2 separate regions of the Homo sapiens genome follow, and region 2 is linked to region 1. Evidence: read pairs that join two places in POLR2A ChIA-PET (ENCODE). Cell type or tissue: Panc1. All regions are shown on one strand. Links, peaks and the distances in the headings refer to the core of each region. The heading gives the core; the rest is flanking DNA. Region 1 holds the start of FRMD6-AS2 (FRMD6 antisense RNA 2). Region 2 holds the start of LOC124903315 (a long non-coding RNA gene).

What was found. ChIA-PET counts read pairs that join two places held together with the same protein. Peaks named below come from ENCODE experiments on the same cell type or tissue, not always from the same donor. Only the 100,000 strongest peaks of a DNase experiment are listed, where the experiment ranks them.
Region 2: POLR2A ChIA-PET joins it to region 1 with 14 read pairs; 3 of 35 experiments call an interaction of 5 or more read pairs at or near these places.

Annotation. Positions count from the first base shown.
Region 1 is chr14:51,592,812-51,604,872 of GRCh38, reverse strand. FRMD6-AS2 (FRMD6 antisense RNA 2) reads left to right here and starts at 4,921. Exons shown (of 3, transcript NR_051990.1): 1 at 4,921-5,046. It also overlaps a transcript of FRMD6 not described here and the pseudogene LOC124903415. In Panc1, for the core only: no CTCF peak of the experiment used is centred there; no DNase peak of the experiment used is centred there.
Region 2 is chr14:51,286,357-51,298,417 of GRCh38, reverse strand. It overlaps LOC124903315 (a long non-coding RNA gene), which reads right to left and starts at 10,987. Exons shown (of 2, transcript XR_007064164.1): 1 at 10,355-10,987; 2 at 1,916-5,266. In Panc1, for the core only: CTCF peaks have their summits at 7,560 and 7,782 (motif pointing left); no DNase peak of the experiment used is centred there.

The sequences.
Region 1 (12,061 bases), core at 1,418-9,417:
AATTGAAATGATACAGAGATTAGCATGGCCCCTGAGGAGGTTGGGAGTACAGAGGCGTGGAGAGGGCCTGGAAGAGTATAAAGGTGGAAAATGAACTCTTGGAGTAGTTAGTATTCCCTGGACAAGAAGATAGACAAGGAGGATGAAAAGAATATGGCACACTTCAGAGTTTCTAGTTGACGTTGTTCTACCCAAGGGATGCTCCTTGGCATCTGGTGGAAGAAATACAATGGGCCATAGAACTTTCTCTTCACCTCTTCCCATTCTCTTAAGCTCTTAGCATCTATTCCCCCAACTTATCATTAGTTTTTTTAGTGTTTCTTTTTATTTCTGGCCCAATTATATCCAATGATTTCTGCAAAACATGAAGATTTTAATAGTATTTTAGTAAGAATCTTCCTTCTTGCTGTGAATTCCTTCAAATAATAATCTTGAAAGCACACTAATAATAATAATGATAATAATCTGGAAAGCATAGTTTCCAGTTCAAGTAAGTAGCATTCCAAGTGATTGCTCAATGCCTTACTCCAAAGCGATTCCTTCCAACCCACCACAAGGCCAGAGCTCACTCTGGAATGTACTGTATCTTACACATCTTGGAATCTCCGGTGCTTTTCACGCAATGGGTGCTCAAAACTGTGGAACTATACTGTGAACTGTTGGAAAAATTTTCCTCCCAGACCTGCACCATCACACACATGCAGACATTCTGCCCCCACCCAGCAATCTAGCGGTCTCTCACTATTGCAAGTAGTAATGAAAGCTTCCTGACCAAATGACAAAGCCAGTGGCTCTTCTGAACTGCTCCATTTTCCATTATGCTCAGGATAGTTGGCATCTGTCTCCTCACTGCTCTGATACTCACTCCCTCACCTTCCTCTGCTCCTCACTCCATGTATTTCATCTTAGGGACTTTTTTTTTTTTTTTGTATCACAAGAGAAATTACCGTGGAAGGCAGGACATCGTATGGCAAATATTCTACATAAAATATGTTGAAAATTAGTCATTTTTTTAGTGCTTATGTGCCTGTCACCATGTGAGTTAGTTGTTTTCTATGTATGATTTTATTTAATGCTTGAAGAAGCCCTAAGAGGATGTTATTTTCCTTATTTGAGAACTCGGAAAACTGAGGTTCAGAGATAGCAAGCACTTCAGTCCAGGTTACGTAACTAGTGACTGGCAGTCTTGGTTTCTCAACCCCAGTGAGCAGTTTGATGCCAAGGCCCTTGCTCCACTGTCTCCCAGGAGAACATTTTTACCTTAGGGAAGGATGAAAAAATATCTAACATATTATAATTTTGTTCTATTTTTTTCTAACCATCTCTAGTATCAAAGGAAAGTTTTTCGTTATGTATTTTTCCTTTTTATAAAAGTAGTATTTGTTCACTGTAAACCATTCAAGAAATACAGAGAAGCAAAAAGAAGAAAAAAAAAATCACTTGCAATCCACCACTCAGATACAACATATCTGAAAGTTGGTATGGCTTTTTGATGATATTTTTGATTGAAACATTTTTTATGGGTTCATGTTGTATAAAGAGTTAAAACTGGAAACAGTTTTTATGCCACTTGTCTTAGTCCATTCAGGCAGTTATAACAAAGTATCATAAACTATGTGGCTTATAAACCATAGAAATTTTTTTCCTATAGTTCTGGGCGCTGGGAAGTCCAATATCAAGGTGCTGGCATATTCAGTGTCTGGTGAGGGCTGGAGTTCTGGTTGGTAGATGGTAGCTTCTTGCTGTATCCACATGTGGTGGAAGAGCTGGCTGGCTCTCTGGAGTCTCTTTTATAAGGGCACTAATCTCATTCATGAGGGCTCAGCCCTCTTGACTTAATCACTTCCTAAAAACCCCATCACCTAATACCTTGGGAGTTAGGATTTCAACACATGAATTTTGAGGTGATGCAAATATTTAGACCATAGCACCAATAAATTATTCCACAGCAATCAATTGTATAGCTATACCATAATTTCACCAGTACCACATGGTTAGCATGAAGTTTTGTTTCTTTGAATGTTAATAATATTGGGATAAACATCTCTGTAATTATCTCTGTATATTCTAATATTTTATGAAAGGGAAGAAATATTTTATAAGTGTTAAAAAACTGTTCACCCAAATGCATGAAAGTGAAAAAGAAACAAACACTTTGCTCTAAATCAGTAGTTGACAGGCTTTTCTTGTAAAGGGGCAGGTAGTAAATATTTTAGGCTTTTTGGGCCATACAGTCTCTGTCAAAACTACTCAGCCATGCCATCATAGCACAAAAGCAGCCATAGACAATCCATAAATGAATCAGCATGGCCATGTTTCAACAAAATTTTATTTATAGACCCTGAAATGTGATTCTCATATAATTTTCATGTGTCATAAAATAGTCTTCTTCTTTTGATTATTTTCTAATCATTTAGAAATGTGAAAACTACCTTTAGTCTGTGTGTCATACAAAAGCAAGTGACTGGTCCTTTCTTGCTCCAAATCATCCATTCATCCTTAGAGACATAAGCCTACATCTGTTTCTAGCCACAAAGTTATAGGATTGTGAGAATTCTCTTTCCAACCCTCCCTTCTCCTGGATTTACACACACACATACACGGACATACACTCCTGATTACCCCAAAGTCCTTTCCTAGTAAGCTGGCCACCCTCTCCCAGAGTTCCATATGTTCAAAAATTACTTCTATTTTCTTTAATTCTATTTCTTGGAGCATCTGATTATCTGACTGAATTAATTCACATTAAAGAGTGATTAGTGGGGATCAACTCTCCCTTTGAGAATTTCCATTTAAAAGAACATGTACCAGTGAGGCTAACGGAATGTTGGGGAAAACATTTTTGAGTGGCTGGATACCCAGCTCTTCATTTAGGAAGTTGATTTTGGTATTATAAGGCTTGCCAAGTAGGCTAAGATGACTTATCTACTGGTGCTTACAATCTAATCAGGGAGGCAGAACAACTGTGGTACAAGAAAAAATAAAAATTCAAATCAGAGGCTATTAACTGCCAAGAAAATGATAAAGAAATTAAATGACTAAATTATGATAAGGACAAAAATAATTGCTCAATGTTACCAAGCCTAGGCAGTCAGGGACATTTGTCTGCATGTTGGTAGACATAGGACCTTGCCTTCTTCCTCTCATGGATAATGGCTTCACAATATCCTCAGGGTCTTAAGCCTTTTATCCAGTTGAAGTCACTACTTCATGGTTTTACTTGTGCATAAATGATAAAAAGAAAAATAAAATTTAAACAACTTGAGCTTAGAGGGAGTTCTTGAGCCATTTACTAAATTTCTAGAGATTTGTAAAGCTCCAAACAAAATGCATTCATGAGTCCTTTAGCATATGACTGAACCTGGAAGTTTCACCACTAATTCCAAGGTAACCCTTGGACAGGCAAAGAGAAATAGGGCAATGGAGGGTTGATGTGACAGCATTTCCTGCAAAGGTATCCTCTCACCAGGTAGGCAAAGAAAGATAAGTTACCCAGACTTGAAATTGCAAGAGTCTTTTTTCCTAAAAATCACATCCTACACCCCTGGGGCAGTAAAACCCTTCTCTGAGGTCTCATAGAAAGGTGGTCTCGGGAAACTAAAACAAGCTTTGACCCAGGGGCTGCCAGCCAGCAGGTTTTCTCTTGTGGCAGTGTTTGCTTGCCATTCATCCAACCCTGACCAGAGGCTTCAAAAGCTGGAGCTCAGCTCTACCCAAAGCATAGTGGATGCTGGGGGACAGGTCTGCCCATGAAATGCCAGGAAACCCCAGAGCTAGGAGAGGTAGCTTAAAGGTCAACATCTGGGCATCAGGGTGCTTCTTAAAGCAAGTGGTGAAAAACACATCTTACCTCTATGTTCTAAAAATTGCTGCCCAAAAATCTTTGTCTTTAGTCACCCAATTTTCATTTCAAAGCCAAGTGCTAATAGGATATTAAAATAATATGCATATTACTAACCCAGGCTATGGGCAACTGCTGCTTGCTGCAAGCCCTTGACATTGCCTCCCTGTATCTAACCATGGTTCTGCTTAGTCTGGCTTCCTGCCTTTGGCAATGGCCAGGGTTTGATTGTTCAGAGAAAGGCAAATTGCCTAGTTAATTAAAATCTGTACTTTTAAAAACATTTTTCTCTTATATTGCCAGGCGAAGTTAAATGGGTACAACTTTCTTTTGAAAAGGCCAAAAATAAATTCTGGGCTTAAACATTGTAGATGAAATTGCTGCCTTAAATTCTAAGTTGCAGAAAAATAAAGGCTTATCATGAAAATTGTTATTTAGCTGTAACTGTGGGGGTGTAGGTACAAAGGGATTATTAACCTCCTTTATAAATGGGTATGTCAGGAACTTTGAAGGAAGACCCAGAGTTTAGTGGCCAAATGCCAGTGTGTGTTAAATATTCACAGTGAACTCTTCTCCCTTTGGTAATTGTAATTCTACGTCTGTTTCTAGCCTTTCTCACCTTGGTTATAGCACTCTGCTAGGGTCACATGGATTTCCAAAATCAACTGCAAGGGAGTATTCTGAATTCCTGTTGATAAATAAATTATGTTCCAATTACTGGTGCTTTTCTGAAATGTTACTCAATGAAGGGAAAAAAATTAAGCTCCTGAGCTCAGCATATCTTATTTTGCTATCGACCGTATTTCTGTGTCTGTGTTCAAGTAACTAACTCCTCTTGGCAACTCAAAGGAGAGCTTTAGGTAAACAAGTCAAACTATCTTCTTGTTTATACCTTTTTTGGAGAAAAAGTGAGAGTGCTGTAATTTTAAAAAAATTAGAACAGTAACAATGTCATCTTGAATTTACAAAGTGCAGGAGTTCTCAGATCTGTGATTTCAAGTCTTCCAACAACTCTTTTTGGGTGGGAGTAGTCAGGAGTCTGTGCTGTGGTTGAAGCCCAGGTTGGCCGTCGGGAGCTGAAATAGAGGCCAGGACTCCTGGCTCCCCGTCCAGACTCTGAGGACCCAGGAGCCTCCATGGGTACACTCAGAGGCCACACTAGATGCAAAAAGAACCATTTACAGAGAAGTGAGAGGTTCTCAAAGGTATGTGTTTCAGCATTTAACAAGGAATTTTACCTGGGGGGTGGTATTCATTCAGAACCTGGCTACAAAGCTTGAAGAAAAAAGAGCCAGAACTAAGGAAACCTGTGCCTGCCTTAGAAAGGCAATGAGAAGTCTGTTTGTGTCTTTTGCCCACTTTTTAATGAGGTTAATTGCTTTTTGCTTGTTCAATTGTTTAGGTTTCTCATGAATTCTAGATATTAGACCTTTGCTGGATATATAGCTTGCAAATATTTTCTCCCATTTCATAGGTTGTCTGTTTACTCTGTTGATTGTTTCTTTTGTTGTGCAGAAGTTCTTCAGTTTAATTAGGTCCTATTTGCCAATTTTTGTTTTTGTTGCAATTGCTTTTGAGAACTTAGTCATAAATTCTTTCCCAAGGTCAATGCCCAGAATGGTGTCTCCTAAGTTTTCTTCTGGAATTCTTATACTTTGTGGCCTTATGTTTAAATCTTTAATCCATCTTGAGTTAATTTTTGTATATGGTGAAAGGGAGGGGATCAGTTTCATTCTTCTGCATATGGATAGCTAGCTATCCCAGCACCATTTATTGAATAAGAAGTCCTTTTCCCATTGCTTATTTTTGTCAACTTTGTTGAAGATCAGATGACATATAAGCAGCCAACAAACATAGAAAAAATGCTCAACATCATAATAATCAGAGAAATGCAAAGCAAAACCACAATGAAATACCACCTCACACCAGTCAGAATGGCTATTACTAAAAAAAAAAAAAAAAAAAAAAAAAAAGACAGATACTGGCAAGGCTGCTGAGAAAAGTGAATGCTTATACACTGCTGGTGGGAATGTAAATTAGTCCAGCCACCGTGGAAAGCAGTTTGGAGATTTCTTAAAGAACTTAAAACAGAGCTACATTTGACCCTGTAATACCATTACTGGGTATTTATCCAAAAGAAAATAAATCATTTTACCAAAAAGACACATGCACTTGTATGTTCAGTGCAGCACTATTCACAATAGCAAAGACAGAATTAACCTAGGTGCCCATCAGCAGTGGATTGGATAAAGAAAATGTGTTATATATACACCATGGAATACTACACAGCCATAAGAATAATGAAATAATGTTATTTGAGAAACATGGATGCAACCTAAGTGAAGTAACCCAGAGATAGAAAACCAAATACCACATGTTCTCACTGATAAGTGGGAGCTAAACACTGGGTACTCATGGACATAAAGATGGCGGCAGTAGACCCTGGAGGCCACAAGAATGGGGAGAGAGGGAAGGAGACAAGGGCTGAAAAACTACCTATTGGGTACTGTGCTCACTACCTGGGTGATGGGATCATTCATATCTCAAACCTTAGCATCACACAATATGCCTACTTAACAAACTTGTACATGTACCCCATGAATCTAAACTAAAAGTTAAAATTATTTTAGAAAGAAGAAAGGCAATGACATGCAACAATAAGCAGTCAGACTGATATTCACCCCATACCCTGACAACTCCCTTCATTTATTCTCAATCACACTTGGGGTGCTTCTGCAGGAAGGGAATGGAGGAGGTTTGGCTCTTGGGACCACTTTCTGTGTCTGTGATTATAGATTATAATGTTAATTTCTGGTTTGGTTTTTTGGGGGCTAGGGGGAGAAATTAGTTTTCTTTAATTTTTTCTCCTCTCTGGAGCAAAGCTGTTTTTCTCTCATTCTTTTTAAATAATTTCATTGTCAATGAAAACACAAAAGACAGTTGAAAGCAATTCAAAATAGGGAATTTTCCACTGGGGAGAAATCAGGGAATAGCATAAAATGGCTTCTTGCCCTTTTCTTCAAATTCCATATTCATATTAACAGCAAAAATGGATGGTTGGGGGGCAGCCGTCTGCATCTGTTTTGAATCATCCTTGTTTCCAGGCCTCAGTCTCTTCCCACACTTCTCCAAACTGTCATCAGGTTTAATGGCAAGGCAGCCTTGGGCGCTGCACTCCACCCTCAGAGACCAGTCAGAACTCTCAGTGGCCCTGAGTGCTAGACCTTGGAATTGGAACCATCTTAGAGATCATCTGGTCTTGGAATTTCTTTACCCCCTTCTTTAATAACTTGGATTGAACATTTATAGAACACTTACTATGCACCAAGGAATGTTTTAAGTAGTTTGTATATATTAGCTCATTCATTCATCACACAGCCCTATCAAGTAGGCACCATTATCCCCACTTACAGATGAAAAACTGGGGCACAGAGAAGCTGAGTCATTGACCAGGATGGCCTTCTACAGGGTGGCAGAGCTGCCTTTCCTCGTTACACATTCTGCATTCCAGCCAAACGTGCTGTAGGCTCTAGGTCTCCATCTTAGGCCTCTGCTCACTCCTGTTCCTTTTGCCTGGAAAGCCTCCACATCTGGTCCCTCCCCTAAACTCTGCATTGTCCAAATCCTATATAGCCTTCAAAATGAAGGGCGGATGCTGTCTCCTCCAGGGAGCGACTCCTAATTGCCTTTAGCTAGGGTCAATCTCCTTATGCTGAAATAGCGAAGTACTTCCATTGTACTGTGTGGCATGTGCCATATTCTGCCCTGCATTCTAGTTATGTATGCATATATTTCATTTTTTTAAACATAAGATAAGCTCTCTATGGTAGAATGCATGTGTGATGATCTCCCAGCTCCCATATCACCTAGTGCATTCTGTGGCACACATTAGATAATGTCTGTTGCTGTATTTACCACATGGTACAAAAAATGTGTGAATGATTATGCACATCATAGGTAACATTGCTTCATGAGCAAATGCCCTCTTTGACACATTGCAATCAGGCTCCTATAAAATTGCATATTTATAAAATGAATATTTACATGTGTTAGTTAAATGCGATGCAGTTTTTCCTAAGTGGGGAGGCATCTGTGTGATGTATAAACTTGCAACAACAGAGCAGCAGATCTGAGGACCCCACGTATACATGCGGGGTGCTGTCTGCCTTGGATGAGCTGGTCATTGCATGGCTTCTCTGAATGCTCTTGTGTGAAAGACAGCTTTTCTCTTGAGTCTCTACACTATCATTGCTCTTTCTGGGCCCATGAACTTTTGAACCAGGCGGTGGGGCTCTGCTCAGAGTAACTCTCACCCACCAATGTGTCCACATTGCAAGTGGTATTCACAGGCCACAGAAGCGTCACTGCTTAACCATGAGCCTTGAGACTCAGCCACAGCTCAGGCCACCACCCTCAGGATGCAAAACACTTCCTCCCATACATAAAGCTACACAAAGTCATTATTGATGACACTCAGCCACATGGGTAAACTTACGAAGGAGTACACTTTTTCTAATTTTCATGTAAGTATCAGAGAAACAATCAGGCAGAGAGAGCAATGAACACAAAATATTTTGATATGATCATTTGACAGGGTCTTAGATAGTAGGTATCAGCTTATAATAGAATTTAAATCACCTCCCAACCTCAGGCTTACACGGTTCACAGTGCAATACTCCCTGAAATCAGTAATGTGAGGGTGCTTGATTCTGGCTACGTATCAGATTTCCTGTGGAATTTCACACATACCCATACACACACACACACACACACACACACACACCAGGCTCTCCTCTTGGAAATTCCACAATTCCAAAAAACTGCATAGTTCATTCTGATGTGAAGCATGGGTTGAGAATTACTGTGACCAAATGAGACACAAAAATAATAGGTCACTCAGTCCCAGGCTGTGTCTTTTGCTGTTGCTGCTTTTTAATCAAAAAGGCTAGAGAGGCATCTCAGTGGGAACATTAGTTCTGCAAGTGACAAGACTTATAATATTTCATAACTATAGAAAACAGCGGGTGGCTATGATTTCAACAGCAGAAGTAAAACATTTTTCCATAAGCACAAACCAAAATATGTAAAACCCTACATACCCCAAAGAAGAGGAAAAATAAATTCAAGATTGTGAAACTTATATTCTGTTTACATTAGAATACCATTAATTAATTATCGACAATAGTTTAGTTTTAAAATAAAACCAGAATGGAGAAGACTCATTATTGCCTGAGACTCTAAGGAAGGCAAACTGTTGTTTACTGAAAAATTTCATGAACCATAGTCTATAGCCATATGGAAAAGCTAGTACATTATATTTTACAGCATGTAATTGATCTACAATATTATCTTCAATTCATCCTCATTAATTGGCTTTTCCATGAAACAGAAGGGCTTCCCCTTGCCATCTTTGATTTGGCAGATGTGGCTGGATTTCATGCTGTCAGGGTTCACCCTATGTACTCCCCTATAAATGTTCTTTTTCTTTCTGACACTTCACTCACTCCAGAGATGAGCCTTCACACTGTTAACAATACTTTCATATCCCTGTCTGCCCTGGAAGTAGATTTTGGTCTCTACCTTTCCAACATAATCAAAGTTTACCAGTCCCATGTTCCTTGATTTCAGAGTATCCTGTTTCCCAGACTCTGTTAAGGAAATGCTAAAGTGTTTTGTAGAATAATCTGAGAAAATGGGATCTAATAACAAAATACATCATATTTCCAGGGTACAGATTTGAGTTCAAAGGGATCTTCTGTCAATAATGCCTTAGCCTAAAAGTGGTACTCTGAAAGTCAGAATTCCAGGCACTCAGAGTTAGGGGACTGATGCAGCTTTGGCAAGACGGGTCGCTCTCAAATCACATTGCTTAAGCATCTACTTAGTCCACCTATTCCAAGAGTTTTGGCTCATTGGTCCATGTGGTCTCCTAGCACAGAACGGGATGAGAACTACAGGCTCCCTCCTTTGGTGTCTAGCACAATCCAGGACTCCCTACCCCTTCCGTTGAGGCTGAGTATCCAGGGTTAACCCAACAGCTCATCATTCTTTATTTCTCTTCTATGCAAGTTCTGATAATTTTCCTGAAGGCACCATCTCCAAAGGAAGGAACGAATATCCAAAGCAGCCAATTTTGCTCTTGCTTAACAATTCTGGCCAGAGTCTTGCCACCGGTAAATAACAGGGACTCTTCCTGCTTTATTTCCCATTTCCAAGCACAGTGGGGAGTTGGGTCCCTGGGGTGGACAAGGGTTAACCCATGTACTCATGGCCGGGTGTGGTGGCTCATGCCTGTAATCCCAGCACTTTGGGAGGCCAAGGCAGGTGGATCGCCTAAGGTCAAGAGTTCTAGACCAGCCTCACCAACATAGTGAAACCCCATCTCTACTAAAATACAAAAATTAGCCAGGCGTGGTGGCTCACACCTGTAATCTCAGCACTTTGGGAGGCCGAGGCGGGTGGATCACTTGAGGTCGGGAGTTCGAGACCAGCCAGACCAACATGGAGAAACCCCATCTCTACCAAAAAATATAAAATTAGCCGGGCGTGGTGGCACATGCCTCTAATCCCAGCTACTGGGGAGGCTGAGGCAGGAGTATCACTTGAACCTGGGAGGCAGAGGTTGCCGTGAGCCAAGATCGCACCATTGCACTCCAGCCTGGGCAACAAGAGTGAAACTCCGTCTCAAAAAAATAAATAAATAAATAAATAAATAAATAAATAAAAATAAAATACAAAAATTAGCTGGGCGTGGTGGTGCACACCTGTAATCCCAGTTACTTGGAAGGCTGAGGCAGGAGAATTGCTTGAACCCAGGAGGTGGAGTTTACAGTGAGCCGAGATCGCGCCACTGCACTCCAGTCAGGGTGACAGAGCAAGACTTCATCTCAAAAACAAACAAACAAAACATGTACTCATTTCTTGTTCTTAGTAAATCTCTGGAGGGGGTATAAGAAATGTCGTGAGTTCATCTAGGTTCCATCAGTAATTCACTGTGGCATTCCCATTTCACACACCCTGTTCTGTTGTCCCTCTGAGTATATCTGTAAATGCCAAGCCGTTTGGTCTTACTTTTGCTTCAGAAAGTAGGGGGATTCTATTCTTGGAAAGGAGAAATGAAAATTTTGTAGAGTTGGGGGTGTGGTTCATATATATATACATATATATGTGTGTGTGTGTATGTATATATAGATATATGTGTGTATTTATATATACACATAACATATTTCAAATTGCCATCTTCAATTTTGTACTTACTATATCAAAGTAGTCTGGTATCCAGAAACGGGAGTCAGGGTTTACCTAGATTATTCTCTTTGAGAATGAAGCCCACGAACTCCAGCAGAGAAGACAGAATCAAAACAGCTGGATTCGTCATTAGAAAGCACAAGTTCACCCCTGTCTGGCACAGTCATGTGCTCACTACAGTCTCACAAGGCTGAGGGCAGAGGATGCGAAGCAAGACCATTCAGAGGCACAGGAATATACGTGCAGCAGCCAACTGTCTGCTGGTACAACACAGCTTGCTCTGCTGACATTCATTTTTCTGTTGTCACAGGTACAATTTAGTAATCTGGCAAGTAAGTTTTTATTTTAAAAGCTGTGAGAGGGGAGCTAAAAATTCTAGATATATTTTGAAATTAGGATTTATTTGTCTTTGCTTCCACTTATTCACATTCTTCAGGAAAGGGTGAATGTAAAATCCAAGAAGAAGGTCAGCATGTTTCTTTGGCTGCATTAGAGGCTACATTACAAATACCCTCTCTTTGTCAGAAGGGAAATCTGGAGCTGTTCGCTGGGGCAGTGTTATAGAGTCCCTTGCCTACTCTCCTCACCCACATGACTTCCCTCTGCAGGTGCAGATATGTTAACATCCCATCAGTTACACCGAGGACCCTGCAATGAAATGCAGCTCATCAGGATGCCATAAAAAATAAGAAGGTGGTTTAGGTAAAAACTACGAAAGGCATTGTTTACTAAACTGAGTGACAAAATAACATCACATAACCATCAGCTCTGCCTATATCCCTTTCCTCCCACATCAAAGACTGAGCTGACTCAGATAGGGAAGCCTTAAAAATAGGTGCTACAATGAGGAATGCACAGGTTTTGTCTTTCATTGCACTTCATATATTTTTAATAAAGGACATATATTTAAAAAATCATTTGTAAGATATTTTGTTAATTTTAAATGAACATTTAAAAATAGAAATTGTGGCT
Region 2 (12,061 bases), core at 2,417-10,416, 310 kb after region 1:
TGTGGCAGGACTGCAGGAGGGGGCGGTGAGGGAGCATCTTTGACTGCTCAACAATCTCCATCGGTTCTTCCTCATCATCATCCACTCCAAATAAACAGTTAACATGAGAAGAGACAAGTCATTTTGCAATATAAGATCACCTTTAAGTCAAGTATCTTTGCCATTCCCTTTCTGTCTCAAAACCAGACTAAAGTCCCAATCCCCAACCCTGTAGAAACTTTAGAACCATTTTTGAAAGTCTTTCACTCTGATTAGTGTGAAGGTTCCATGAAGGCATGCACTATGTCTTGTTCACCCTTGAATCCCAGCACCTAAGACAGTACTTAGCACACGGTAAGCAACCAAGTATATGAGTGAATGAATGAATGACTTAGGACTCCCAGGTTAGTGCTCTTCCACCATACCACTCTGCCTCCCCTAAGATTGAAGCCCACAGAAACTTCTACCTTTGCACATTCTCTACTTCAGATGAAAGCACAGCCTTGCTGGGGTCAGGGGCTTGGAAAAACACAGCCCCGACAGACAATTCTTGGTCATGGTTTTAGCTGAAATGTTTCATCTCGCACGCAGTGCCCTTTCAGGAGGGCAGGGCTCCCCTCTTAAGCCATTCCCAGAAAATAAGGAGAGGACTCAGACCCAACAGAATTAACACAGGAAAGACAGAACATTTGAGGGCCCAGATGTCCTTCTCTTCATCCAGGCTCTCAACACATGGAATACCGAAACCTTTTCCAGCCCCTTTCTCACAATCACCTGGAGATGCTGGTTTAAAGATGCCAATTCCAGGATTCCACCCTAGACCTATTGAATCAGAATCTCTGGGGGTGATCTGAGGAACCTGTGTTTTTAACAAGCTCTCCACCAAAAACAAATGCTTGTTTTTAACAAGGATTGGAGATTTTTTAACAAACATCTCCAACGCTGATACCTGCTACTCTGAAACGTCTTGACTCTTAAGTCACGGCCCAGCCTATGATGTTCAGAGGCTGACCATCAGTTTAGGCCATGCCAGGCCCATGAGGTAGGGGAATTTCATGGAACTCAATGAGACTCCATTCAACCTGACCTTTTTTTTTGCATTTTTAAATTAGAGTATAACAGTCACCACCAGTGGCGAATGGCCTGGATAGCTGCCCCTGCAGCCTCCCCCAGTCTTATCCATATCACAGTCTGGAGATCTCTGACCCCGTCAGAGGGAGAGGAAAACTCAATGATTGGGACCTGGTTTCTGTCACTTAAAAAAAAAAAAAAAAAAAAAAAACAAAGTTCAAAGTTCCAGATTGAACCTGGGTGGCACAGGAATGCAGGGGCTTTTCTTTGTTTATTTTGAGGAAGAGCAGGGACACATTGGCAACCAAATCCCAAAACCAAGACGGAATCACAAAGCCATTTCCCGGGTGTCTTGTTGCTCAAGAATCTCCCTCTCCCTTGTTGCTGGGTCTAGACGCAGCCTCCTGTTAAGGCAGAATACTTACTCACTAAAAGTTCCCATTTTACGTCTAGGAGGGGCCAAGGACCAAGTCACAACAAATCCAAAATGCTCAACAGTGGTTAATGGATGCTTTCATTCTTTAAAATATGGGCACTTTTAGGAAATATATAACAACCAGAATACCTCTCCCTACCACCACCAAAATGCACACAGTGCTCAGGACTGTTTATATAATTTCAAGTGTACACGGGTTCCCTGTAGCCTATCCATGGAACGCTGGCGATGGGGCCCAGATTAAGAACGATCATAAACATATTGAAGAATTAAAAACCTGAAATGTCTAGAAAGGTTTATCCACACCTGAGGAAATTCAAGGTGGGGATGGGATGGGATGGATGAGGACACAAGCTTGAAAATATTCTCTTTACTCATGTCTTGATTGTTAATAGAAATCTGGCAGAAATAAAATAGATATATGCAATATTTGTTTCTGGTCCTTTTATTAATCTGAAGTAATTTTGTTATTTTAGGGACATTAAAAATTCATCATACAGAATTTAATATACTCATAAAATAATCATGCTTCATAAATTTAAAGGTATAATCTTGGAGATGATTAAATATTTACTAGTTGAATTTACTTTAAAACGTTTTATATTTGTTGTAGGGTGCTGAAACTGCTAGGCTTTTTTAAAATCTAGGGTTAGTTTTTGCTGGTTTATAAGAAGCATTCCAAAACTGCAAATTCTTTCTTTAAATAAAGAACTGTACTCTTTTTTAAAAAAATCCATTGTCCATCTCACATTCACATGTCTAGAAGGAGGACAGGTCCTGGACACTTGCTCTATTCCTCCACACTCTTGAGACCTGTCCTATCTCCTGTGTGTTCTGAGTCATTAGGGCAAGTAGCACCACAGGCACATAGTCCCTGATCGGCCATGTGCCGACCTCTGTACTGATTCTCAAAAGACTAAGCCCACCAGCAAAAGAGGCACTAGGTCTGTCTGCCTTTTCTTTTAAAAATGGTAGTAACTCCCTGAATGTTATAAGCTTACATTTGTACCATTTTCCATTGATCCTAAGACACACCTTATGAGTCACCAGGAGCAACACCATCCTTTAGACGACATGATACACTGCTTTAACTATAGTTATCCAGTCATGCAAGCCTCTGATTGCTTTGACGTTTCTTTCATTCATCCAAGATGTGCCAGCAGTTTCTGCTGTCACTCGACTGGGCTTGTGATGGTCAATCCTTCTGTGAAACTCATTAACAGTTTCTTCTACTTAAGGGATGGCTCTTCCTCTCTTAGGCTCCAGAAAGCAGTTCGGTTGTTACTTTGCAAAAATTATGCACTATTGTGTTCATTCCTCCAACCATGCGTATCTGCTTCACTAATATCAAATTAAAGTCCTGCTGCTCTGTTTCTACGCCTTTTTGCACACAAGGTAATTTTTCATTTTAATGTCAAATCATAGTATAATTTTTTGAGGATCTTCTAAACGCAATTAAATTCAACACCTATACCATCAACAATGCATCCAATTCAATTGACATGATGACAGTGTGAACTGCCATGATATTATTAACGACTGTATCTCCACAGAGCCTGACCAACACCATGAGCTGATCCCCAGAGATGTTAGGATGTGACAGATGTGCATTCTGGAATCAATTAAATAGGGCTCCCACACTGTAACCCTGTGCTCTTGTCTTAATGTCTGGCTGACCCGTGGTCATAACTAAAATGAAGAGGAAAATAATTCCAACTAAGAATAGGATAATGATGAATCAAATAGTCCTTTCACTTCCTGCAATGTTCTGACTCCTTTCCGTTACGTGTCTTAAAGTGAGGGACTCAGAGCTATCTTTCTTACCTACTCACCAACAGTATGTCATGTTAGTTTGCTGTGATCTTAATGACAATATCCTGCTACATCTCTTTTTCCTCCCTCAATCTGTCTCTTTTTCTCCGCTAATAACATGGAAGGGGAACCAACTCTTATTTCATCTAGCTACACTAATACTACAACTTTGAGTTTACAAATTTCCTTCCTCTCATTTTTTAATCACAATTCCCCATAATAACTTTATTGAGTAGTAGAGAGGGGGAGAGACTATGAATTTGTGGATGATGTAACTGGGACAAAAAAGAGTTGGTAGGAAAACCAATATTAGCACTTAGCCTCCCAAACTTGAGTATCTTGTTCTCTGTTGTTCTGTTTTGTTTTGTTTTTTTGAGAAGGAGTCTCGCTCTGTTGCCCAGGCTGGAGTGCAGTGGCTGATTTCGGCTCACTGCAAGCTCCGCCTCCCGGGTTCATGGCATTCTCCTGCCTCAGCCTCTGGAGTAGATGGGACTACAGGCACCCGCCACCACGCCTGGCTAATCTTTTTGTATTTTTAGTAGAGACGGGGTTTCACTGCATTAGCCAGGATGGTCAATCTCCTGACCTCGTGATCCGCCCACCTTGGCCTCCCAAAGTGCTGGGATAATAGGCATGAGCCACTGCGCCAGGCCTGTTCTCTGATTTTAAGACCCCTTTGGGAAGAGCCATCCCACAAACAGAAGAAACTGTTAATGAGATCCCCAAAAGAATCTCTCATCACAAGCTAACCTTCTGGATGGGAGGAATGTATGTGGATTCCTAAAAGTTGAAGGCTGCTTCTATATGTTCAGTTTAGTAAGTACTCCTATAAAGACAGTACACAAGGCTTGCCAGGCAGGGTACTGTCGGGTATTCCGGGAGGAAAGTCATTGCTCCAGCCTCCTCTGCCTCATAATCTAGAGCCGTTCTCAATTCCGGGATGGGGGAAGAGGCAGGGAGGGGGCACTTCATCTTGTGAATCAGCTTACATTTACAGGCCCCAGAAAATTGTTCCAGATCCCTCCCTGAAAACACACACACACATGCAGGATATTGCAAGTCATTTCTTGGGATTGATACAGCTCCTGGACATTAGAGGAGTAGCTCACGTCTGTACCCCATAACATTGAGCCACGAAACTCACACAGATGAGCTTTTTCTCATGGTTAGTCCCACCCAAGTACAAAGAGACCAAGCCAGTCAAATAGTTTCAGGAGGAAGCAATAGCCTCCCTTGGTGTTCAGGTTTTCTTGATTAACATCTGTCAAAGAAATTCCTTGATCCTTCCTTCAGACCTGGTGTTTTGTGAGGCCTTCTTTCCTGGCAGGGTTGATGGTGAATATCCTCCAGAATGCACAGCAGGCCAGGGCACTTTTGAATAATCCACGGCCCTCCCTGAGGGGCCCGCCCATGATACCTCCTGCTCCCTGCATACCCCACCCTGTGCTCCACTTGTCTCTTCACAGCCCCTGGCCAAGATGCTGGAGCCTCAGATTGCCTTCTGAGCCCTCAGAAAGCAGTGCTCCTCTTAAAGAGGTCAGGGGACCCCACTCTGCCAGAAAAATCTCTGGCCAGGGCTATGGCTGCAGAGTTTCTGGCATCTGTGAGTTGGCGAGTGGTCAGGGAGTTTCCAGTCTTTTACAACTCTCGAAAAGCAACCTGATTTTTCATTTGAAGTCAGGATGTTGAAGTGTCCCTGAATCGCTGGGGACTGACATCTGGGATCGGAGCCTTGTCTTGCTGGAGCCAGAGTCTCCGTATCACTTAAGGACACAGAAATCCTGGTTTCTTTCCCACATTAACTTGTGAATACAAATATGAAGCTTTTTATAAGATTCCCCACATCCTGTCTTAGAAAAGGAGACAGAGTTCCAGTTCTAGAGCCACAAAGGATCTGTTGAAACTCTGGCATTGCAGCCACTTTCTTGTTTATTATTCTTCTTCTCTGGATGTCAGTGTTTCAAGGCCCTGCAGGGGAAGCTCAGATGTGGCCTCACTTAAATTATTACTACTATGAATTATAATATATAGTGCTTTTTAGTTAAAAGAGTTTTTACTGTTATTATTATTTTAACCTAATCTTCATCTGACCTCCCCAGTAATTCCATAGTGTATCAGCTGCGGTCCCAGCATGGATCAGATGGCCATTCAAAGAGTTTAATTGAAAATTGTTTAAAGAAGGGACTATTTACAGAGATGGATCAGTCAGAGTCCAATCAGGAAAACAAAAACTGTGCTGATTATTTTAATAAGGTGAATTAAATATAAAGAAAGGATTGGAGATCTTTATATGAAGTATCTAAAGTAGTCAATTCGTAGAGACAGAGAGTAGAATGGTGGTCATCAGGGGCTGGGGGACGGGCAATGGGGATCTGTTTCAAGGGCAGAGAGGTTCGGTTTTGTAAGATGAAAAAGTTCTGGAGATTAGATGCAAAACAATGTGAAGCTACTTAACACCACTGAACTGTGCACTTAAAAAGGTTAGGATGGTAACATTTATGTGTTTTTCACAATAAAAAGAAAAAAAGAAAGGGGTTGGAGATCTGAATATGTGAAAGGAATCATAAAAGTAACACAGAAAAGCAACTGTGAAGGACAGGCTAGCACCACTCGGGCCAGGAAACAAAGGGAAGAGCTTAGTGTTGTCACCCAGAAGCTCGGAGCAGGGCAGCAGATGTGGGTCTGAGGCCTCTGAAGAGGGGCTGCCCGGTTATTACAGGTCCTTGAGAGCAAGCACAAGGACGGCCCTGAGAGTGCCAGAAAAACACGGGAGGCTGCATCCCAAGGCTGCTGTAGGAAGGATGGCTGCTGAGGATAGTCTAAGGGGAAGCACAAGCAAAAGGAGGAATGGGTCCCTGCTCCTCCCTCCAGTCTTGCAGGCTCCCCACAGCACCCTATATTGGCAGAACCGACAGAGAGCTGCTGACAAAGAGGGATGTCTTTTGGAACATCACAGCCCAGTACCAAAAAGCAGGGCATAAAAAAGGGTGGTGAGGAGCTGAGCAATATCAGCTTAGTAATGGGCAGGGTAAAGGGAATGGTAAAACAATCAGCAACCAGGAACAGCAGGAAGCAATTATTGCCCCTAAGTCTAAGGGGCAAGAAGAAGGGATGATGTTATGGGAACCTTGTCAGGGCCATTAGGGACATGGCTGTGGGAGAGGGGCTGCCCAGCAGGATCTGTGGCCATCTGCTTAAACCCCAGCCAAGCAAGGAGGGAAGGGGGCAGAGATGGGGGAAGAAACCCCCTGACTTCTTTCTCTCTCCCTACCGGCTGGTCACCATAGCTTAAGAAGGAATGTTTAACATATATTTAATCAAAATGGGACCTACTAATATGCCTTTATCTGCATCTTCATCTCCCCATCTAAAGATAATAGTGACAATAAAACTGAAATCCCTCTAAGTTAATATACTTCAATTCATTCCTTCTCAACAGTTTAGCAGTAACTTGGCATGAACAAAATTTGCTTTTAAGCATGAAAAATTGGTGATTTTTACCAAATTTATTGAAAGCCTAACGTGCCATTAAAAGACTTGGAACTGATTTTTACAAACACTAGGAATATAAAAAGCAGAATAAATGTTTATCACCTGCTTCTCTTGCTCATTGTTGAAAAATTGCTTTGGATTCAAGTTCTCTAAAATGGGAATGATCATAATACACATCACACAGGATTGTAGTAAGGATGAAATGAGAAAAAAACAGGTGAAAGCACTGTGGAAAGGGGGGGTTTTATTTTCTGTTACCTTCAGCTTTCCCTGGATCTGGGTGTTCTTTAAAGCAGGGGTCCCCAACTCCCAGGCCATGGACCAGCGCTGGTCCATGGTCTGTTGGAAACCAGGCCGCACAGCAGGAAATGAGGGGCAAGCCAGCAAAGCTTCATCTGTATTTACAGCCACTCTCCATTGCTCATATTACCACCTGAGCTCCGCCTCCTGTCAGATCAGCTGCAACATTAGATTCTCACAGAAGCATGAACCCTATTGTCAACTGCGCATGTGAGGAATCCAGGTTGCATGCTCCTTAGAAGAATCAAATGCCTGATAACCTAAGGTGGTGATGCTAGTGCTGTGTAGTGGCTGCAAATACAGATTAACATTGGCAGGGAGGTTTGACTGCACAGAGACCATAATAAATCAATTACTTGCAGACTCCTATCAAATCAGTGAGTGGCAAGTGACAAGCTACATCTGGTGGCAGACTTTATAGCAACAAGTGAGTTGATGTCCTTCAATTGTACAACTGCATCTGGTGGCCTTAAAAGCACATTTGAGACAACTTCAAATCTCCGTATCTTTTGGATTAAAGTCAAGTTGGAATGTCCTGAGATTGCCATAAAAGCACTGAAAATCCTCCTTCCATTTCCAACTTTCTATCATTGTGAAGCAGGGTTTTCTGCAGTGACAGCAACCCAAACGAGATTATGGAGTAGACTGGACATAACCAACACACTTTGGGTGTCACTATCTCCCATCATTCCCAGATGGGACCATCTAGTGGTAGGAAACAAGCTCAGAGCTCCCACTGATTCTACATTATGGTGAGGTGTATAATTATTTGATCATATATATTACAACGCAATAATAATAGAAATAAAGTACACAATAAATGTAATGCACTTGAATCACCCCAAAACCATCCCCAACTCTGGTTCATGGAAAAACTGTTTTCCACAAAACTGGTCCCTAGTACCAAAAAGGTTGGGGATCATTGCTTTAAAGTACCACCATCACAATCACCATCATAATCACTGCCATCATCACCATCTTCATCATCACTATCATCATCATTACCTCCATCAGCACCATCATCATCATTATCATTATCCTCATCACTAACATTACCTTTTTTCCAGGCCCTATATTTCTTTGCCCTCAGGGCCTTCAAAATTTTATGGAGCAAAAAACCCTCTTGGAGGGAAATAAGAGATGAGATTTGGAGTCAGAAGAGTTGCGTTGGAATGCTGGGTTTGCCATTGACTAACTGTAGGATCCTTCTGAGTTTCCCAGTTTTCTCATCTGTTAAACAGAAATACCTACCTACCTCTGTTGATTATTTTCCCTTTGCCCCTCCAAATCCATTCTCTGCCCTCCCTTTGCCATCTTATTTTGTATCTTGTAAGGATGACTTTTACAGACCAAATCACCTAGGCTCCCTTGTATGTGTATATGTTTGTAGGAATATTGATAGAGGGCTGGAAATATACATATCAAGCTTAAGTTATCTGATTTAAGAAAGCAGTAGTGGTGGCTGGGCACAGTTTGTTGCTATTTTATGAGCAACAAAGTGTAATTCCAGCACTTTGGGAGGCCTGAGGTCAGGAGTTCAAGACCAGCCTGGCCAACATGGCAAAACCCCGTCTCTACTAAAAATACAAAAAAATCAGCTGGGAATGCTGGCACGTGCCTGTAATCCCAGCTACTCAGGAGGCTGAGGCAGGAGAATCACTTGAACCTGGGGAGCGGAGTTTGCAGTGAGCTGAGATCATGTCACTGCACTCCAGCCTAGGTGACAGAGCAAGACTCTGTCACAAAAAAAAAAAAAAAAAAAAAAAAAAAAAAAGCAGTCATGGTGATAGTGGTAGAAAGATTAGGTATGGAAAAAAGATGAGCAAAATGAAAAATATTTACATGTGAAAATATTCTGCTGAGCAAAAAAACTGAGACACAAAATCATAACTATGTCTGATGTCATTTGTGTGACATTCTAGAAAATGCAAACTAATCTGTAGTGACAGAAAGCATATCAGTGGTTGCCTGGGGCCAAAAATGGAAGGAGAGATTAACCATAGTAGGGTATGAGGGAACTTTCTGGGGTAATAAAACTATTTGGTGTCTTGATTTTGGTAATAGTTACAAGATGAATACATTTGTAAAACCTCAACCACTTGTACAATCATTTGTACTAGTTTATTATTATATGTAAATTATACTCAGTAAAGTTGATCTGAAAAATACTTGGGCTAGGAGCAGTGGCTCACACCTGTAACCCTAGCACTTTGGGAGGCTGAAATAAGAGGACTGCTTCAGACCAGGAGTTCAATACCAGCCTGGGCAACACAGTGAGACCCTGTTTCTACAAAAATTTTTAAAAATTAGCTGGGCGTGGTGGCACACACTTGTACTTCTAGCTTACTTGGGGGGCTGGGGTGGGAGGATTGCTTGAGCCTGGGAGGGTCAAGGCTGCAGTGAGCCATCATCATGCCACTGCATTCTAGTCTAGGTAACAAAGTAAGACCCTGTCTCCAAAAAAAAACTCATGGCATAATATAAATGGAAGAGATATATAATAGAATTCTAGCAGTAATATTACTGTAAGTCTGTACAACCTAAATGTACACACAAGGACTAAAAGGTACATGGACCAATGAATACATCAGCTTGGTGCACAGATGCCTGCTATTTTATGAGCAACAAACAAAAAAGAAATGAGCTGAAGAAGGCTCCTGAAGACAGCAATGCCTACCCAGCAATGCCAAACTCAATGTAAGGTTGCCCTTTACAGAAATATGGTATGGGAGTACCGAAAGCAACAAGAGGAAATAAAACTGTCTATAGGATCCTGATGGGGGTCTCATTTTACAATAAAAAGAGCTTTATGCAATGGACTCGAGTTATAATGAAGCTTAAAGGGAGAAAGAGAGTGGTCTCAATGCCACTGTGGCCAAATAAGATTCCTAAATTGCTTTCCAAAGATCAATTTCTTATTTTGTAAGCAAAAAATAACACTAGCCTTCAAATGCCAACTTTTCAAGACCCCAACTTCTACTGTGAAATATTCCCAAAGACATGGGAAGAAACATCTATTGATTCAAACATAAAAGGTGTTTGGCTCATCAGCCCTGTGCTAATGGTTCAAGAAATTTAAAACAACATAATTAACTCCCTGAATTTATGGAACTAAGCAGAGCCCATCCTCTTTATGTCAGACCAGTGGCCCTCATCCTGGCCCCAGATGCATCTTCAGAACTTTTAAAAGTACAGATTCCTGAAAACAACCTTTGGAGTTTATGACTTAGGTCTAATGTTGAGAACCCTCTGCTAGGCACTCACCTTGGTATTTTTATGCACTCCAAGCATTCCAACATAGCCCTTGGAGCACCTGCCATTTTCTGGCATAAAAGTTCTGTGGTATTCTTTCTGTACTCTCCCCAACTCTATGGCCCGAAGATTTTAAAGATATGCAAAGCATCTTCCATTCCCAGCTGAGACTGGACACACCTGAAATAGGTAAAAGTGACAGAAAGACTGGATGGTATGGAACACTCTTCCAAGTTTCCAGGAAAAGGGCTCAATCTGAAACATAATTATTTCATTTCTTCCTTTCTACTTCCTAAGCATTGATGGTTCAGTTAACAAATGGTACCTGAGAAGCAGTGTTAGCACCTTGATGCAATGAAAGTACAAGGAAATGAGACGACCTCCTGACCTGCTTTTGACACCCCCACATATGCCTGCCTCGAGATCTTGGCTTCTCAAGGGCATGAAAAATCAGCTCCCCATTCATTTCTTTTAAAAAAAGTTTATTTCCTGCTTCCTATGTACAAGCCCTGTTCTAGGCACTGGGGACACAGTAGTGAGTGAAACACAAAAGTTTCCTTCTATTGTTGGCTTACAGTCCAGTTAAAAGAGACAAGTAAAAAACAACAACAAAAAATAGTGTCAAATTATGATTTCAATGCAAGAAATTAAAAATATGTTGTTAAAAAGAGTGAAGGGGCCAGGCGTGGTGGCTCATACCTGTAATCCCAGCACTTTGGGAGGCCAAGGTGGGCAGGTCACAAGGTCAGGATTTTGAGACCAGCCTGGCCAATATGGTGAAACCTCATCTTTACTAAAAATACAAAAAAAAATTAGCCAGGCATGGTGGCATGCACCTGTAGTCCCAGCTACTCGGGAGGCTGAGGCAGGATAATCACTTGAACCTGGAAGGCGGAGGTTGCAGCAAGCCAAGATCACGCCACTGCACTCCAGTCTGGGGGACAGAGGAAGACTCCATCTCGAAAAAAAAAAAAAAGGGTGAAGGCCAGAGTCACAGAAAGACAAACACTGCGTAATTCCACTATTTATATAAGGTATCTACAATAGTCAGACACATAGAAGCAGAGAGTAGAATGCTGGTTCCCAGGAGCTGCAGGGAGGGAAGGATGGGATAGGGAGTGTCTATTCAACAGGTATAAAGTTTCAGTTACGTGAGATAAGAAAGTTCTGGAGATCTGTGGTACAGTATTATGCCTATTATAAACAATGCTATATTGCACTGTTAAAAACTTGGCAAGAGGGTAGGTTTCACATTAAGTATTCCTACCACAATGAAAAAGATGTTAAATAAAATAAATAAATAAGTGAAGAGCATAAAGCAGGACATGGGAGTGGGCAGGGAGATGAGGAGGAGTCGGGGGGCCCTTTCTTCCCTCCCTTTACTCCTGCCTCAGAAGGTAACATCTGAGCTGAGCTCAAGGAAAAGAATGAACCAGCATGCAGAGAGCCTACAGAACGAGCAATGTGACAGCTGAGGCCTAATAGGAAGCAGAAGACACTCACAAGGGACGATGTGCAAAAGCGCAGGTAGAGCTTAATGAAACTAGCTACCCAGGGCTACCAAAAGTGGGGGGAACCATGAGCACCCCTGGCCTGCAGGGACAAAGGGAGGAGTGGCTACCAAAAGATGGAGAAGACCCCTGATAGGAGCTGTGGCCTTTGGTAAAGGGATGCAACCATCCTCAGGTAACTAGCCAGCAAGGAAGGAGCAGGGGTGGG